2 separate regions of the Homo sapiens genome follow, and region 1 is linked to region 2. The links are chromatin loops, found by intact Hi-C in ENCODE. Cell type or tissue: heart right ventricle. All regions are shown on one strand. Links, peaks and the distances in the headings refer to the core of each region. The heading gives the core; the rest is flanking DNA. Region 1 overlaps RFTN2 (raftlin family member 2). Region 2 holds the start of RFTN2 (raftlin family member 2).

Region 1 (9,523 bases), core at 2,973-7,972, 53 kb before region 2:
AGGCTGGTCTTGAACTCCCGGGCTCAAGTTATCCTCCCATTTCACCTTCCTAAAGTGCTGGGGTTACAGACGTGAGCCACTGTGTCAGGCAGAGGCTGCATTTTAACACGAGTTCCTTAGCGGATTTGGATCCAAGAAGTTTCTAGAACACATTTCAGAAACATGGGTCTAGGGACCAGGAAGTGAGGACAAGAGTGGAGAGTGACAATAGTGGTATTGAAGATGAGAGGCGCTTGGGTGTGGGGAGTCTTTTCACTGCTTTTTTCTTAATTTGGAATTGAGTTTTGCTAAGAGCTCTACCTCTTTCCTCAAATCCTTTTTCCCCACTCAATGGGTTTTCTAGTTTCTTTGAAAATGGGCTATGTCTCTTTAACCTGTGTAAGGTCAGAAAGGTAAAAGTATCCCTGAAACAGCCTGTCAGGGAGGGCCTCAAACACAAAACAGAATATACCTGAATTCAGTGTGTACACCTCAAAGACAGTCCATTCAGTGACATCTGAATTCAGGGTGCACAACATCAGCAGCAATGTCATCTCTGTTTGTGAAGGACAATGCTGTGTGTACATATTTGGCCTGGCGAGAGAGAGAACATCTTTTGGATATTTTTGCCTTTGAAAGTCATTCATAAGGTTAAAAAAAACCTCAGTCACATTGGTTGATTGGAGATAAAACACTAGTTGAGTGACCAAATTTTTTTCTTTCAATCAGTTGTCACAGAATGCTGTAAAGAGAAGCTCAGTGCCAGGCGATGTTTTTTGGCTTAAAATTTTTGGGAACTTACTGCTGCTTATGCATAGTTAATTATTTCTCTATCTTGCAAAAACATTTAACACTGGATAAAGCAAATTACCTTTTCACAAATCCGAAAGAAGTTTGTTCATGCATTTGTAATGAGATTCTAAACACTAAACAAATATGTGTTTAAGGATACTGCATGTGCCAGGCACTGAAGATCTTTAACATGTAAAATAAAATATATATAGCCTGGGCAACATGGCGAGACCCTGTCTCTACAAAAAATACAAAAAAATTAGATGAGTATGGTGGTGCAGGCCTGTAGTCCCAGCTACCTGGGAGGCTGAGGTTGGAGAATCACCTGAGCCAGGGGAAGTTGAGGCTGCAGTGAGCTGTGATGGTGCCACTGCACTCCAGCCTGGGTAACAGAGTAAGGCCCTGACTCAAAAAAACAAAAACAAAAACAAACAAACAAACAAATGAAAAACCCAAACCAAACATATATATATATTATATATTATATTTATATATGTAAAGCTAAATTGTCAGAAAACTGCAGCTCACCTCAATAACAGTCCATTGTTCTACTACGATGGCATCATTTCCTTTCCTACTAGAACCTGGAACTCCAGAACCTTCTTCTTCATAGATAAAAAATCCTTCCAAAGATTTAGGCAAATGTTCCCCTGTGAGGAAGAGGGTACAATTAAGAAGGGTTGTAAATACTAAGTGGCTCATAAAACCATCTAAATCCTTAAATAACTCATATAGGAAACTGAAGGAAAAACATTTCAATTAAAAAACATTTGTTGCCCCCTCCCCCTCCCCCTCTCCCTCTCCCTCTCCCTCTCCCCACGGTCTCCCTCTCCCTCTCTTTCCACGGTCTCCCTCTGATGCCCAGCCGAAGCTGGACGGTACTGCTGCCATCTCGGCTCACTGCAACCTCCCTGCCTGATTCTCCTGCCTCAGCTTGCCGAGTGCCTGCGATTGCAGGCGCGCGCCGCCACGCCTGACTGGTTTTCGTATTTTTTTGGTGGAGACGGGGATTCGCTGTGTTGGCCGGGCTGGTCTCCAGCTCCTAACCGCGAGTGATCCGCCAGCCTCGGCCTCCCGAGGTGCCGGGATTGCAGACGGAGTCTCGTTCACTCAGTGCTCAATGGTGCCCAGGCTGGAGTGCAGTGGCATGATCTCGGCTCGCTACAACCTCCACCTCCCAGCAGCCTGCCTTGGCCTCCCAAAGTGCCGAGATTGCAGCCTCTGCCCGGCCGCCACCCCGTCTGGGAAGTGAGGAGCGTCTCCGCCTGGCCGCCCATCGTCTGGGATGTGAGGAGCCCCTCTGCCTGGCTGCCCAGTCTGGAAAGTGAGGAGTGTCTCTGCCCGGCCACCATCCCATCTAGGAAGTGAGGAGCGCCTCTTCCCGGCCGCCATCACATCTGGGAAGTGAGGAGCGTCTCTGCCCGGCCGCCCATCGTCTGAGATGTGGGGAGCACCTCTGCCCTGCCGCCCCGTCCGGGATGTGAGGAGCGTCTCTGCCCGGACGCCCCGTCTGAGAAGTGAGGAGACCTTCTGCCTGGCAACCGCCCCGTCTGAGAAGTGAGGAGCCCCTCCGCCCGGCAGCCGCCCCGTCTGAGAAGTGAGGAGCCCCTCCGCCCAGCAGCCACCCCGTCTGGGAAGTGAGGAGCGTCTCTGCCCGGCAGCCACCTCGTCCGGGAGGGAGGTGGGGGGGTCAGCCCCCCGCCCGGCCAGCCGCCCCATCCGGGAGGGAGGGAGGTGGGGGGGTCAGCCCCCTGCCCGGCCAGCCGCCCTGTCCGGGAGGTGAGGGGTGCCTCTGCCCGGCCGCCCCTACTGGGAAGTGAGGAGCCCCTCTGCCCGGCCAGCCGCCCCGTCCGGGAGGGAGGTGGGGGGGGTCAGCCCCCCATCCGGGAGGTGAGGGGCGCCTCTGCCCGGCTGCGCCTACTGGGAAGTGAGGAGCCCCTCTGCCCGGCCACCACCCCGTCTGGGAGGTGTACCCAACAGCTCATTGAGAACGGGCCATGATGACAATGGCGGTTTTGTAGAATAGAAAGGGGGGAAAGGTGGGGAAAAGATTGAGAAATCGGATGGTTGCCGTGTCTGTGTAGAAAGAGGTAGACATGGGAGACTTTTCATTTTGTTCTGTACTAAGAGAAATTCTTCTGCCTTGGGATCCTGTTGATTGGTGACCTTACCCCCAACCCTGTGCTCTCTGAAACATGTGCTGTATCCACTCAGGGTTGAATGGATTAAGGGCGGTGCAAGATGTGCTTTGTTAAACAGATGCTTGAAGGCAGCATGCTCCTTAAGAGTCATCACCACTCCCTAATCTCAAGTACCCAGGGACACAAACACTGCGGAAGGCCGCAGGGTCCTCTGCCTAGGAAAACCAGAGACCTTTGTTCACTTGTTTATCTGCTGACCTTCCCTCCACTATTGTCCTGTGACCCTGCCAAATCCCCCTCTGCGAGAAACACCCAAGAATGATCAATTAAAAAAAAAAAATAATAATAACAATAATAAAATAAAATAAAATTAAAAAAAAACATTTGTTTTGGCTGAATCAATAATCTCCTCCTCCTCTTGGAAAGTTTTTCTTTCTCCCCAAAGAGCAACACTTTTTTTTTTTTTTTTACTTCACTGAATTAAAATCCAACTATACATATAAAAACTACAATAGCAAAAACAAGGTAAAATAGTGTGGCACAGTGAGAAGCGAGTGGAAAATCAATCTAAAAGGCATCTGGATGTGATCTTCATTTTGAAATCAAAATTTGGTTTCGGATCTATACGTTGTATGCATGTTAATTATAACCATTAAGAGAAACAGCATAAAACTGTTAATATTTGAAATTAAAGACATAATATTAAAATTAATGCTAGGTAAGATTACTTCAAAAGACCTAAACACAGAACAATTCTTTACCTCAATGATGGGTTAAAAAAAAAAATAAGAAAAACAGGGACAGGAAGACCCTAAACAGAAGTCATTGTCAAAAGAATTCCTGCTGGGAAGGAAGTTTTAAGGGAGGGCCTCTCTGACTTTTTCTTGAATAGTTGACAATAACCAGCTGGCCTACACAAACTGATTTTATGGAAGTTCTTTTGTCTCCTATTTTGCTATAGGAGACATTTTTCCCATGGTCATGTGCTGCTTAAACATTTCGGTTTTTGTGTAGCACAATGTCACATTAAAGTTTCCCTGGTTGACAGCTCTCTAAATTCTAAAGGCCTGCAAACTTTTCAAAGGATCTTTTAAGCTTAAAGATAAAAAAGACAAAAGTAATTTTAATGTAATTTTCTGTTTTAATTTTCATTATCAGGCTATAAATTTTAAGAGATAAATCATTATTATTATTTTTTTGACATAATTCATGGTTAGGGCAGAACACCATGAAGAATTTGCATTGTTCAGAGTGGTTCCCAAGAACCCAGTAGGCTGGGCGCAGTGGCTCACGCCTGTAATCCCAACAGTTTGGGAGGCCGAGGCAGGCAGATCACCTGCGGTAGGGAGTTTGAGACCAGCCTGACCAACATGGAAAAAACCCATATCTACTAAAAATACAAAATTAGCTGGGCATGGTGGCGCATGCCTGTAATCCTGGCTACTCGGGAGGCAGAGGCAGGAGAATCGCTTGAACCCGGGAGGGGGAGATTGCGGTGAGCCGAGATCGTGCCATTGTACTTCAGCCTGGGTGACAGAGCAAGACTCCATCTCAAAAACAAAACAAAACAAAACAGAAAAATGAAAAACAAACAAAAAACCCAGTGAAGTTTAGTTTCCTAGTTCAAGCTGGTTTTCTAATTACAGTGTCTATTTCATTTCCTTTAAGTGTACTTATTTACTGTCACACTGAAGTGACCAGTGGAATCAAATTTGTTTCTGATTGAAAGTTTAGGGCATCACTAGATCATCTACAATTGTGCATGCCCCAAGTTCCCTTTTAGAGGTATGTGTTTTAAAATTAGTTGTATCCTGTGATAATTACATAGTTAATTATAATCTCCTTCTTTCTTACTTTGGGATTATATAATGTGAAAACTCTGGGCTTTGTGGCTCCAGGTGTGTTTTCTTGCTCTCAATATTGGGAGGCACTAGCACAGTCCCACCTTGCTTTATTGTGCTTTGCTTTACTGTGTTTTGCAGATACCGGTTTTTTTTTTTTTTTTTCAAATTGAAGGTTTGTGGCAATCCTGCATTGAACAAGTCTATTAGTGCCATTTTTCCAAAGGTGTGTACTCACTTCATGTGTTGGTGTCACATTTTAGTAATTCTTGCAATATTTCAACCTTTTTCATTATTATTCTATCTGTTATGGTGGTCTGTGATCAATGATCTTTGATGTTACTATTGTAATTGTTTTGGGCCACCGGGAACCATGCCCATATAAAATGGTGAATTTAACTGATAAACGTTGTGGGGGTTCTGACTGCTCCACTGACTGGCCCTTCCCCCATCTCTCTCCCTCTTCTCGAGGCCCCCATTCCCTGAAATTAGGCCAATTAATAACCCCGAAATAGCCTCTAGGTGTTCAAGTGAAAAGAAGAGTCACAAGTTTCTCATTTTAAATCGAAAGCTGGGAATTATTATTAAGCTTAGTGAGGAAGACATGTCAAAGCTGAGACAGGCGGTAAACTAGGCCTCTTGTGTCAGTTAGCCAAATTGTGAATGTAAGGGAAAAGTTCTTGAAGGAAAATAAAAGTGAATGAATGATAAGAAAGCAAAACAGACTTCTCGATGATGGAGACAGTTTTAGTGGTCTGGATAGAAGATCAAAGCAGCCACAAGCAGTCCCTTAAGCCAAAGCCTAATCCAGAGCAAGATCCTAACTCTCTTCCATTCTATGAAGGCTGAGAGAGGTGAGGAAGCTGTGGAAGAAAAGTTGGAAGCCAACAGAGGTTGGTTCATGAAGTTTAAGGAAAGAAGCTGTCTCCATAACATAAAATTGCAAGGTGAAGGAGCAAGTGCTAATGTAGAAGCTGCAGCAAGTTATCTAGAAGATCCAGCTAAGAGAATAGATAAAGGTGGCTGCACAAAACTACAGATTTTTATTTATTATTTATTTATTTATTTTGAGACAAGGTCTCACTCTTTCACTCAGGCTGGGGTGCGGTGGCATGATCTTGGCTCACTGCAACCTCTACCTCCCCAGGCTCAAGCAATTCTCCTGCCTCAGCCTTCCAAGTAGCTCAGATTATAGGCACACACCACCAAACCCAGCTAATTTTTGTATTTTTAGTAGAGGCGGGGTTTCACCATTTTAGCCAGGCTGATCTCGAACTCCTGACCTCAAATGATCCAACCTCCTCAGCCTCCCGAAGTGTTGGGATTACAGGCGTGAGCCACTGCGCCTGGCCTAAAACTATAGATTTTCAGCGTCAGTAAAACAACCTTACAGTGGAAGACGTCATCCAGGACTTTCATTGCTAGAGAGGAGAAGTCAATGCCTGGCTTCAAAGCTTCGTAGGACACGCTGACTCTCTTGTTAGGGACTAATGCAGCTGGTGACTTTAAGTTGAAGCCAATGCTCATTTACTATTCCAAAAATCCTAGGGCCCTTAAGAATTATGCTAAATCTACTCTGCCTGTGATCTAGACATGGAAAACAAAGGCTGGATGACAGCACATCTGTTTATAGCAAGGGTTACTGAATATTTTAAGCCCACTATTCAGACCTACTGCTCAGAAAAAAAGATGCCTTTCAAAATATTATGCTTATTGACAATGTACTTGGTCACCTAACAGCTCTGATGAAGATATACAAGAAGATTAATGTTTTCATGCCTGCTAACACAACATCCATTCTGCAGCCCATGGATCAAGGAGCCATTTTGACTTTCAAGTCATATATTTAAGAAATACATTTTGTAAGGCTATAGCTGCCATAGATAGTGATTCCTCTGATGGATCTGGGCAAAATAAATTAAAACCTTCTGGAAAGGATTCACTATTCTAGATGCCATTAAGAACATTTATGATTCATGGGAGGAGGCCAAAATATCAACATGAACAGGAGTTTGAAAGAGGTTGACTCCAATTTTCATGGATGACTTTGAGGGGCTCAAGACTTCAGTGGAGAAAGTAATTGCAGATGTAGTGAAAATAATGAGAAAGCCAGAATTAGAAGTGGAGCCTAAAAATGGAGACTAAATTGCTGCAATCTCGTAGTAAAACCTGAATGGATGAGTTGCTTCTTATGGATGAGCAAAGAAAGTGGTTTCTTTCTTTTTTGTTGTTGTTGTTTTTTTGAGATGGAGTCTCACTCTGTTTCCCAGGCTGGAGTGCAGTGGCACGATCTCAGCTCACTGCAACCTCCACTTCCCAGGTTCAACTGATTCTTGTGCTTCAGCCTCTTGAGTAGCTGGGACCGCAGGCGTGCACCACCATGCCAGGCTAATTTTTGCATTTTAATTTATTATTTATTTATTTATTTTTGAGACAGAGTTTTGCTTTGGTTGCCCAGGCTGGAGTGCAATGGCATGATCTTGGCTCACTGCAACCTCTGCCTCCCGGGTTCAAGTAATTTTCCTGCCTCAGCCTCCTGAGTAGCTGGAATTACAGGCGTGTCACTACGTCTGGCTAATTTTGTATTTTTAGTAGAGACAGGGTTTCACCATGTTGGTCAGGCTGGTCTCGAACTACTGACCTCAAGTGATCCACCTGCCTCGGTCTCCCAAAGTGCTGGGATTACAGGTCTGAGCCACCACGGCTGGCAAATTTTTGTGTTTTCAGTAGAGATAGGGTTTCACCATGTTGGCTAGGGTGGTCTCGAACTCCTGACCTCAAGTGATCCTCCCGCCTCGGCCTCCCAAAGTGCTGGGATTACAGGTGTGAGCTACAGTGCCCAGTCTAGAAAATGGTTTCTTAAAATGGAATCTACTCCTGGTGAAGATGCTGTGAACATTGTTGAAATGACAATGAAGGATTTAGAATATTAAATAAATTTAGGCGATAAAGCAATTGGAGGGTTTGAGAGGATTGACTCCCATTTTGAAAGAAGTTCTACTGTGGTTAAAATGCCGTCAAACAGCATCATATGCTAGAGAGAAATTTTGTGAAAGAAAGAGCTGGCGTGGCGCGGTGACTCATGCCTGTAATCCCAGCACTTTGGGAGGCTGAGGTGGGCGGATCACAAGGTCGGGAGATGGAGACCATCCTGGCTAACACGGTGAAACCCATCTCTACTAAAAATACAAAAAATTAGCCGGGCGTGGTGGCGTGAGCCTGTAGTCCCAGCTACTCGGGAGACTGAGGCAGGAGAATGGCGTGAACCCGGGAGGCGGAGCTTGCAGTGAGCCAAGATCTCACCACAGCACTCCAGCCTGGGCGACAGAGCGAGACTCTGTCTCAAAAAAAAAAAAAAAAAAAAAAAAGAAAGAGCCAATTGATGCAGCAAATTTCATTGTATTATTTTAAGAAATTGCCACAGCTGGCCAGGCGCAGTAGCTCATGCTGTAATCCCAGCACTTTGGGAGGCTGAGGCAGGTGGATCACTTGAGTTCAGGAGTTCAAGACCAGCCTGGGCAACATAGTGAGATCCTGTCTCTAAAAAAATAGCCAGTGTGGTGGTGCACACCTTGGTCCCAGCTACCCAAGAGGCCAACGTGGGAAGATTGCTTGAACCTGGGAGGCGGAGGTTGCAGTGAGCTGAGATCACATCACTGTGCTCCAGCCTGGGTGACAGGGCGAGACTCTATCCCCAAAGAGAAAAAAATTAAATTAGAAATTGCTACAGCCACCCCCAACCTTCAGCAACCACCACCCTGATCAGTCAGCCACCATCAACACAGAGGCAAGACCCTCTACCATCAGGCTGGTCTCAAACTCCAGGCCCCCAGGGATTCTCCCACCTTGGCCTCCCAAAGTACTGGGACTACAGGCATGAACCACTGTGCTGGCCCATTCTTTTCAAATATATTCATCTTACATAAAAGCCACTCAATCTTAAAGTAATATTGACACTCCAGGAAGAGTTATATTCTGCAAACTTGTGAACTTGTGTACTCCTTGGCACAAGGCTGAATATCCTGAGGGTACTTGAACCCTGGTTTGAAAAGCACATGTTTGAAGGGCTCCCAGGGAATGGTTTACTTTTCTGGACATGTCTTGTCTTTTAGCTGGATATGATATTGACATTCCTGTAAAGGTGCAGAGAGGTAACACTCCATTTTAGTTTTTTTGGTTCCCCTGTCATTTTTGGTATTCAACTGCCCAGAGGTGGGCCCGGGAGCATCTTTGAAGTAGAGGGCAGGCACATATGGTAACTCTAAAAAGAATCTTAGCCTATCCACTTCTTTCCATCTCCACCATCATCTCTCTAGGGAGCACTGCAACAGCCTCTTAACAGCCTCCCCACCACACTTCCACTCTTGCCCTCTGTGATCCATTTCTCATAATGAGGGCAAAGAAATTCCTCTCTCCTCTCCTCTCCTCTCCTCTCCTCTCCTCTCCTCTCCTCTCCTCTCCTCTCCTCCCCTCCCTTCCCCTCCCCTCCTCTCCCCTCCCTTCTCTTTTCTCTCCTCTCTTTTCCTTTCCTTTCTTCTTTTTTTGAGATGGAGTCTCACTCTGTTGCCCAGGCTGCACTGCCCAGTGCAGTGCAGTGGTGTGATCTCGGCTCACTGCAACCTCCACCTCCCAGGTTCAAGAGATTTTCCTGTCTCAGCTTCCTGAGTAGCTGGAACTACAGGCACCCACCATGCCCGGCTAATTTTTGCATTTCTAATAGAGACAGCGTTTTGCCGTGTTGGCCAGGCTAGTCTTGAACTCCTGACCTCA
Region 2 (9,523 bases), core at 2,877-7,876:
CTTCTTAGTTTACTTCCCAGAATGCAGCCCTAAACACTATACTTCCGTTTGAGCATATAAAGGGAAGCATATAGCATGGACTTGTGTGTCTGTCTTCACTCAATATTATGCTTGTGGAATTCATCTTGTGTAATTGTAGTTCCTCTGTTTCCACTGCAGTGTGCTAAGAGTTGGCGAACTGTGGCCTGTGGTCTGTTTTGTTATATATTGTCTATGGCTGCTTTAGCGCTACAACAGGAGAGTTGAATAGTTGTGACAGAGACCTCATATTTACCATCCAACCCTTTAAGGGTATTTGCTGATTTCTGCAGTATTGTGTGAGTATACCACAATTTATTTTTCCATTCTTTTGTTTTTTGGAGTTCCGGGTTGTTTACACCTTTGGGCTATTACAAACAACACTTCTATGAACATTCTTGTAGTGCCTCATGATGCACATGTACACTCATTTCTGTTGGGTATATCTTTAGCTAAGTAGATAATGCCAAACAATTTTTTCCCTCAATGATTCTAACAGTTTACCCACACTGGTGTTTAAGACCAGTCTGGGCAACATAGCAAGACCTCCATCTCTACAAAAAATTAAAAAATAAGCCAGGCATGGTGGCACATGTGTAGTCCCAGCTACTCCAGCAGCTGAGGCAGGAGGATTGCTTGAGCTTGGGAAGTCATGTCTACAGTGAGCTGTGACTGAGTCACTGCACTTCAGCCTGGGTGACAGAGTGAGACCCTGTCTCAAAAAAAAAATCTATTTCAATTCCTTCTTGAAATTTTCACAGTCAGCTGTGCATCTATAAACTGCCTCTACTAAGATCTTCCACTGCCACCTCAAATGCAACATGACTGCAATGAAATTGCTCTTTGACCACAGACGGACTCCCTTTGGAGTGCCCCTCCTTCTGTAAGAGGACTCATTATTTCCATAGCCACTCAGGCTCAAAACTGGGAAGTCATCCTGGATTCCTCATTCTTTCTGTCCCTTCAAATCCAGCCAGTCACAGGCTAAGTTCCTCCTTTGTAACATCTGTCATATCTACCCCTTGTATCCTATCCCTGTTACTGCCCTTCACCCACAGGTCCTCATCATCATTAGCCTTGACTTCTTGCCTCCATCCCTTCTCACTGCAATTCCACATGAATCTTCTTAAAACACTCTTCTGCATCTATCAACTACTTGTTCAAAAAGCCTTTACTGCCATTTATCTTCCATAGAATTAGGTCTTAACTCCCTGGCTAAGCCAGAACCTTCCCATTTCCCATCAGTTTAGAATCTTACTTCCTGCTTCCTCCCTAGAAAACCTCCTTTAGCTCACTGCTCTGTTCACCAGCCCTTGAACTTACTCCAATCTCTTAATCTTTTTCTGTTTAAGCCACTTTCTTCAAGGGTCAGTTAAAGTCCTAACTCTAGTTCCAACTGATCCTACTCAAAATTGATTTCTCCTTTTTCTGATACTTGTTGTAGCACACTATTTCCTCCACATGTACCTTGTATTGTAATTTTTTGTTCATTCACTCATTCAACAAAGAATATTGACCATCACTCATATTCCAAACATCGTGCTGGACACAGGGTGTACAAAGATGGAGATGATATAATTCCTAACCTTGATGAGTTCATGACCTTGTCCAGTTTGACCGAGTTGAATACAAAATATCCGAGGGCAGAAACTGTCTTATTCTTTTTTATATTTCCAATGCTAATCAGCATTTTTTACAGAGTACAATTCCTGTTAATGGTGATGATGAAAGACAAATAGAATTTCTTGTTCTAATAATAATGAAGCAAGCTAGAGGCTAGCAAAATTTCACTCACATTTTATGTAATTCTACCAGAAATTCAGATAAGGAAGCTACCATCCAATTTTCTGTTGGGTTTTAGTATTGTAGAACCTCTTTTTACTCATAAAGCTATAAATGCTGTAAAAATTCTTAAGGCTACTATTATTCAGATTGTTTCCTGGAATTATACAAGGAGGTAAATTAATCCTTTTGGATCACTTGTAGAGTTATTTTAACTTTTTGTTAAGAAACCCTGTAACATACTCATATACATACATCATATGCTCTCATAAACACATATAAATGGATATACTATAAGAAATCTCTAGACTATTTTGAATTTTCACTAATAAGCAGGAATAATGAATTGTTACTTTATCATAATACAGTGAAAGAAATCATTACTATACAATAATCCAGAAAAATATAAACATTTTACCAAAACCTCATTAGTGCAGTTGGTAGACTTGGCATAAAGTTCCAGAAAAATTCGGCCTACCTAGATGAAACTTTAAATTTCTTGAAAGAAGGGGCTATGTGTTTTATTTCTTTTATAGTACCTAAGATACCCAGCATAGCAGCGCAATCAGGAGCTACTCCAAACACATTTGTCGAGTTGTAGTTGCACAAACTAATAATTTTATGGCCAGAATAAGAAAAATGTGTATGAACCTTTGAAGAGAACATATAAGTAACCAATACTTGATGATTATGTATCAGAGGGGAAATGCAGGAATTATTTTAATGACCTCAATAGGTTGGTCAAAAAGCATCCTGCAGGAGCTGGGTTTAAAGGAGGAATGTGGAGACAGAGGGTATTCTCAGAGGAAGGATCATAACAGTTAATCTTTATCAAGTGCTTACTAACTGCCAGATACCTTTCCAAGTAGATCATCTTATATTAGGTCCTTTGATCCTTAAAACAACTCTGTGACGTCAGCACCATGAGAATACCCATTTTATAGATGAGGAAACTGAGATAGAGCAACATTTACAAATTTGCCACAGTTTTCAGCCTAGATTCAGGACCCCAAAACTATGACTCCAGAGTTTTGTATGCTTCAAGTCTATGCTATGATTTCTCCTATAGAGATGTAAATAATGATTCAAAGGCCAAAAAGAAAAAGAAAAGTGTGGGGAAGGGAGAGGGAGAGAGACAGAGACAGAGAGATAAGGAGAGAATGGGAGGTGTAAGTTGTTTTGTTTTCTGGGTGGAGCTTTGAAAGTGATATATAATTGAATGGAAAATAAATAAGTTGTTCTAGAAAGTTATAACCACCATAATGCAGGACAGGGCACTGTGGATTTTCAGAGGGTCTCCTCCTCCTGCCCCCATTGGATCTACTTTCTGTGCCATGGCCTCTATTTGGAAAAAACAGAGGAAAATAATGTAAGAGACAGGCTCATCATGAGCACACACAGCTGTCACCAGGCCATTTTATTTCCTGAAAGGTTGCTCATTCCATGGTGGCCTCTGACAGGCAGGAGGTGCCACTATTCAAGCCTCCTCCCAGCAACCCAGGACAGAATTACCGGTGCCAAACAGAAAGCTGGCATGTTTTAACCCACCCATGACCCACTCCTATATACACTGGAGTGGCAGCCGGAGGTCAGAGACAACAGAAGAGCAGCAGGGAAACTATGACCTGGAAGGTAGTTTGCGGAGTTGGGCTGATGCTGAGTCCTGGCTTCTGAAGCAAAGGCAATGGGGAAGACAGAAACAAAGAAAAAACTAAAACAAAAACATGGGGAAAAATTGGAGCGCAATGGGGCACCAGGAGACTAGGCGCCTGTACCAAATAGGATCCAGGTGCAGCTTTAAAGTATGTGCCTGCTTTATGTGTTAACATTTGCACACTCTGCCCATACTTAAACTTTTACAGTGTAATACTCTGTTATCTCTTCTAAGCACCTAGAGTGGAAGGTAGAAATTATACTCCTTTCACAGAGAGAAGGGCTTCTGAGAATAACAAAACCCAAGTGACTTTTGAATAAAGCTGCAGATCTTTCTGATTCAAGGATGACTGCATTTATACAAATTTGTTTGAGATGTTAACATTGTTGGAAGGAAATGAATCAGAAAAACTTTTCAAGTTACTTTAAACCCTATGATCCTACAATGGGTTGTGCAGAGAATCCTAAAGTACAGATCAAAATGGTTCTGACCTAAATTCATGAATACACAGTGTTTCAAGGTTAAGGAGAGTATGTGTCTGTCTCCTATGGATGTACAGAAACGAGTCCTAAAAAAAAATTGATGAGGAAAATCAATGGTGTGAACATAGCACCACATTACAAATATTTTCTCAAATGAAGGTTTTTGAAAAAGTATAGAAAAAATTCAAACGGTTGTTTGGTTACTTCTCTGATAATTGCTATTATCTTAATCCATTTTTAACATTCATAATTTAAAAGAAAATTAAGAAATTAAGAATATTAATTTTTTTCTTTTGGTAGCCTTAGCTTTAAACAAAAATAGGATATGAACATGTTAAAAGTCTATGTACAGATTTTGTGTATGTCCCTGGAAGGGAGTTTGTTTGCTGGCCAGCTTAATTTTTGACAAAGAAAAATGGGCTGCTCTTGCTTCTTGCACAAAGATGCACTGTTTCTAGAGCAAAGCAAAAAAAAAAAAAAAAAAAAAAAAGAAAAGAATGTGTGTAAACAAAAAATTTGGAAAAAAATTAAGATAATATTCAACATGATAATTTAGTATAAACTTTTTGTGAATTGATAAAATGTGTGGCTCATTAGAATTAAAAATATAACTATAATAAGAATTTTACTAATATCTGATAACTTTAACAGCAAGCAAAGCACTCTAAATTTCATTTTTACTACTTCATAATTAAAGATATAGCTTTTTTAAAAAGCTGCTTTGTCTGTGCAGTTGTACAGTACTCTAAAGTTTCCAAAAGAAATGAGGCAAAGTATTTGTGAAATCGAGCCACCTCGATTCCTTCCACAGAGCTGCCATCTGGGCTTGTTTATTTGTGTTTCCAACTTTCTGGAACAGAGAGTTTCTCTGTTAGGGACAGGGCACTGAGCAAAGGAAGTGTCTTACAGAAGGCTATCTTTTTTTTTTTTTTAACTACATTTTCAAAACTTATAGTTTAGTTTGGTCAAAAATATCAAATGACTACCATAATCACAGAGTCTAACACAATTGGAAGCCTCAGAATTGTCTTAGCAAACACTCTTCCACGATATGATGCAAGTAATATTTACTACATAATACCTTATTGTGATTTTCAAATCTTTTTCAAAATACAAACTGTCACTAAGGCTATATAGCTATTTGTCCTGGAAATCAAGCATTTTTCATAAATCCTTCTATAAATAAGTATTTGATTTAAAAATGAAAGAAGTATTTCCAAGCAATTTCCCTAATTTTAGAAGGTACATATGAGCCATGTTACCAAAATACGAAGCAATCAACAAAACAAAAATCTTACAAAGTATAATTAAGAAGCGAAGCATTATTGTTTGAATATACAATCTCATTATGAAGAACAGTTTAAAAATTTATTAAGTCAACACTTAAAAATGACTAGTAGTCTCATCTCTGAAACATTTAACAAACAAAATAGAAGCAAAAAGTACCTTGTAGAGTAAAATCCAGCAATACATATTCGTAAGCAAATTCTGTCTTTGTTTCCACTTGCGGTCTCTTCAGGGTAGAAAATATTTTTCCAGGGCTGCTATCATCAGGGTCTTCTAGCTTTCTAAGTCCGCACCCCATGGCAAAATCTGTAAGGAATTAAATTGCAGGAAAGGGGAGGGAGAGCAGCAAATTCTGTTGTTTAAGCTGCAAAAAGAAAGTTACAGACTTAACTGCTTTGATTTTGTTTTCAGCTAAACTATAGATAACCAAAAAAAAAAAAAAAAGCAAAAACCAAAAAAAAAAAAAAAACCCAAAAAAAACCATCTGGGTCCAAAGAAAGGAGTTGAAGAATTTTTCTATCCATTTTTCTGTAAAGTCATTGAACCCATGATTAAGCTACAGCTCCAGGAGGCTGGGCTTGATCTTAGAGAAACATGCAAGCTGCTACAACTTAGCGGAGAATTTCCATGCCACGTCAATTTACAGCCAGCCCCCTACCAGAGTTCTGTCGCTCAGGGCACCAGCGGTGCTTTGTCTATTCCAGTTGGCTGGATGATAAAAAGAGGTGTCCAAAAACGGAAATAAAAAGGCAAAAGGGCAACTTGGATGTAATTATCTACAAGTAGAAGATATATTCAGACATAGTGGCACACAATTCTTTTTCTGTTTTCCCTCTCCTCTCTGTCCTGCGCCTACCCTCCTTCCTCTCAACTACTACCAAGAAAGAAAAAGGAGAGAGAGAGAGAGAGGCAGTAGGGGGGTGGAGAGAGAGACAGAGAGAGAGAGGGAAAAAGAGAGAGAGAGAGTGAAAGAGAGAGAGAGAAAGAAAGAAAGAGAAAAATGAAAAGAGTGGATTCTCAACATATTTAGAAACAAAAATCATTTCCAGAAAGGAAGTCAGCTTTATGAGGAAACTATTTCTGGAGTCTAAAAGGAGGAAAGTAAAGTTTAAAAAAACAGCCCTTTAAGTCTTTAGTTAGTACTTTTGAGGATTTCTTTCCATATGAAGTTTCTTTCTGTTGGAAAAAATCATATGCTAATTAAAACAGCAAAGTATAAAAAATTTATATTAAAATATTTTTATAAAAAAGACTTTACTTAATTGCAAAGGAGAGACAGTTATGTGTGTAATTAGTTTCCCCAACATCCTTAAATAGTTTAAAACACTCTACTATTAGAAGGCTTATGATAGCAACTAATACTTCTATAGGTCTCAAAGTATCCTTAATTAAAAAATAAAACAAAACTGACAACTTGATTCATTTAATTTTTTTTTTTTTGAGATGTGGTCTTGCCTGTCACCTAGGCTAGAGTGCAGTGGCAAAATCATGGTTCACTTCAGCCTCGACCTCCCGGGCTCAAGCCATCTTCCCACCTCAGCTTCCCAAGTAGCTGAGACCACAGGCTTCAATGTGATTGAAAAAATTTTTCAGGCTTGTATTCTCTAGAATCTCAACTGTGATAAGGGTTTATTTTGTAAATAATGGAAGCAGTGGCAGAATCACATGCAACCACATCTGGCTCATTTTTGTATTTTTTTGTGGAGATAGGGTCTCACTATGTCACCCAGGCTGGTTTTGAAATCCTCAGCTAAAGTGATCCTTCTGGATCGGCTTCCCAAAGTACTGGGATTACAGGTGTGAGTCACTGCACCAGGGCCATTCAGTCTTATAAACTGCCATTTACCGGAGGTCAAGAATAATTTATAATGGACCAATTGTAATGAACGTTTATTGTATTTTACCCTTTACAGGTCAGGAAGTATGGTGCGCTCATCAAAACTGTGAGCCCTGGAATCAGGCTGCCTGGGTTCAAATCCTGCTTCTTAGGCCTACTAGAGATGTAATCTTGGGCAAGTTACTTGACCTCTTCAAGTTTCAACTTCCTCCCCTGTAAATGGTACTTACTACATAGGCTTGTTATGAAGGCTGAATGAGATAATCTTATCTCATATGTTAACACTAGGCCTGGCTAATAGCACAAAATACATTTGTTGATGCGTGTACGTTATAAAACAGGTTGGGAGTAGGAATAGGAAGGAAGTGATTCTGCCACTGCTTCCATTATTTACAAAATAAACCCTTATCACAGTTGAGATTCTAGAGAATACAAGCCTGAAAAATTTTTTCAATCACATTGAAGCCTGAGCATGAAAACTCTCAAAAGGGGGATGGATCCTTTATTTTATAGATCACTATTACCTTTTTTCTTTTCCTACTGCCTCCTTGCCTTTAAATGTTTTATTTCTCAGAAAAGTCTTAGAGAAAAATTCCACAGTCTTTCATGCTCCAGGATGAGCACTGTCGGTGGTAAGCAATTTGACTAAAAAGACAGCCAACTCTGACCCAGTGTGACTCATCTGACTGTTCACAGTACTTTCATGCCTGTCATTTTCCGTATCCTCTTTGGTATGGTGGGCTGTGAGGTCCTGTATGGCAGAAATGGAATCTTTGAAGGTCACTAGCATCTACTGAAGTGCCTGGAAGATTATTTAAGTACCCATTATATTTATTAAATGCATGCTATATTCCAGCCACTGAACTAGGTGCTGGTACAAAAGATAATTAAACATGCCCTCTGCCCTAAAGAAACTTATAGTGTAATGGGGAATACAAACTTATCTGCAGATAATTTCAATGTAATTTGGTAGATGCTGAAATAAAAGTATGCAAAAGATGCTATAGAAACTCAAGATGGGGCCTCTAACTCAGCCTGGAGGATGATGTCTGAGTTGTCCTCAAGGATAAATATTTTTAAGGTGATAAAGAAAGGTGGGTAGCATGTGCCAGAAGAGAAAAGCATGAGCAAAATCATGGAATCATGAAAGAGTATGGCATGTCGAAGGAACACGAAACAGTTGACAATTACTAGAACATAAAAAGTGAGAAAAGACTAAGCTGTAAGGGAGGCAAGGGGTAAGCTGTAATGAACTTGTCTACCATACAAAGGGAATTTGGACTTTATTTTGTAGGCAACAAAGGTGAATCAAATAATCAAATGGAATAATCAAGTGAGGAGTCTGAAGTAGGCAAGTGATATCAGTTTGCCTTTTAGATTGGTTACTGTGGCTGATTTCAGGAAGATGGTTTTACTTAGAGCAAGAATGGAGACCAGTCAAGAGGGTAAATGCAATAGTCCAGTAGAGAGCTGATGACTGAACGAATGTGGTACATCAGTAGGTCCTTAAGGAATTATTTTTACCTTTAGGAAAAGGAACTATAGTTTCTTAAGTTCATAATTGAACAATCACTTAAGTAATTTTCTCCTCCAAATTCTAACAAAATAAAATTTAATTAGACTCTTACAATATTTTTAAAACATTTTCATTTATCAATATGGCACACATTCCTGCTATTTTAACAATTACATGGGATTTCACTGCATTAATACAATGCTTACCAAGTAACATTTTGGTCATTTTCAAACTTCTACTGTGAAGATTTTTCTAAGGGTTACTTTTTTCCTCACTTTGGATTATTTCCTAAATACTTAGATTCTACTTCATAAATGGTCAAGTAGTTTACATACAAGAAACCAGTTAGAGGATGGACACAGTGGTTCATGCCTGTAATCCCAGCACTTTGGGAGGCCAAGGCAGGAGGATCACTTGAGGCCAGGAGTTCAAGACAAAGAAATCAGTTACGAAGCAATAAGCAGAGAAAATGCATTCTAATGGCTAAATAACTCATGTGTATTACTTATCTAAATATGTGGTTGGCCATAAAACTGTTTAAGGTATCAATCTTATATATTTTAAGTTTTATCAGTTGTTACCACATATTTTGCCTATATCTTTTATGCCTATATATTTATATAAAAACACTTGCATTCAAAAATTTTTCTCTGATGGGTGCAGTGACTCACACCTATAATCCCAGCACTTTGGGAGGCCGAGGTGGGCAGATCACTTGAGGTCAGGAGTTCCAGACCATCCTGGGCAACATGGTGAAACCCCATCTCTGCTAAAAAAAATACAAAAATTAGGTGTGGTGGTGCATGTTTATAGTCCCAGCTACTCGGGAGGTTGAGGCATGAGAATTGCTTGAACCTGGGAGGCGGAGTTTGCAGTGAGCCGAGATGGCACCACTGCACTCCAGCCTGGGCAACAGAGTGAGGCTCTGTTTCAAAAAAAAAAAAAAT

What was found. Peaks named below come from ENCODE experiments on the same cell type or tissue, not always from the same donor. Only the 100,000 strongest peaks of a DNase experiment are listed, where the experiment ranks them.
Region 1: it touches region 2 in a loop (2.6-fold over the local background); 9 of 110 quality-filtered maps call a loop at or near these places.

Annotation. Positions count from the first base shown.
Region 1 is chr2:197,616,501-197,626,023 of GRCh38, forward strand. RFTN2 (raftlin family member 2) reads right to left here. Exons shown (of 9, transcript NM_144629.3): 6 at 1,300-1,421. Among named protein-coding and RNA genes, the nearest start is that of RFTN2, 54 kb to the right of the region's middle. RefSeq lists enhancers at 2,795-3,299, 3,756-4,256. In heart right ventricle, for the core only: no CTCF peak of the experiment used is centred there; no DNase peak of the experiment used is centred there; H3K27ac peaks cover 2,411 bases.
Region 2 is chr2:197,669,938-197,679,460 of GRCh38, forward strand. RFTN2 (raftlin family member 2) reads right to left here and starts at 5,650. Exons shown (of 9, transcript NM_144629.3): 1 at 5,383-5,650. The coding sequence starts at 5,521. In heart right ventricle, for the core only: no CTCF peak of the experiment used is centred there; a DNase peak (open chromatin) is centred at 5,865; H3K4me3 peaks cover 3,790 bases; H3K27ac peaks cover 3,910 bases.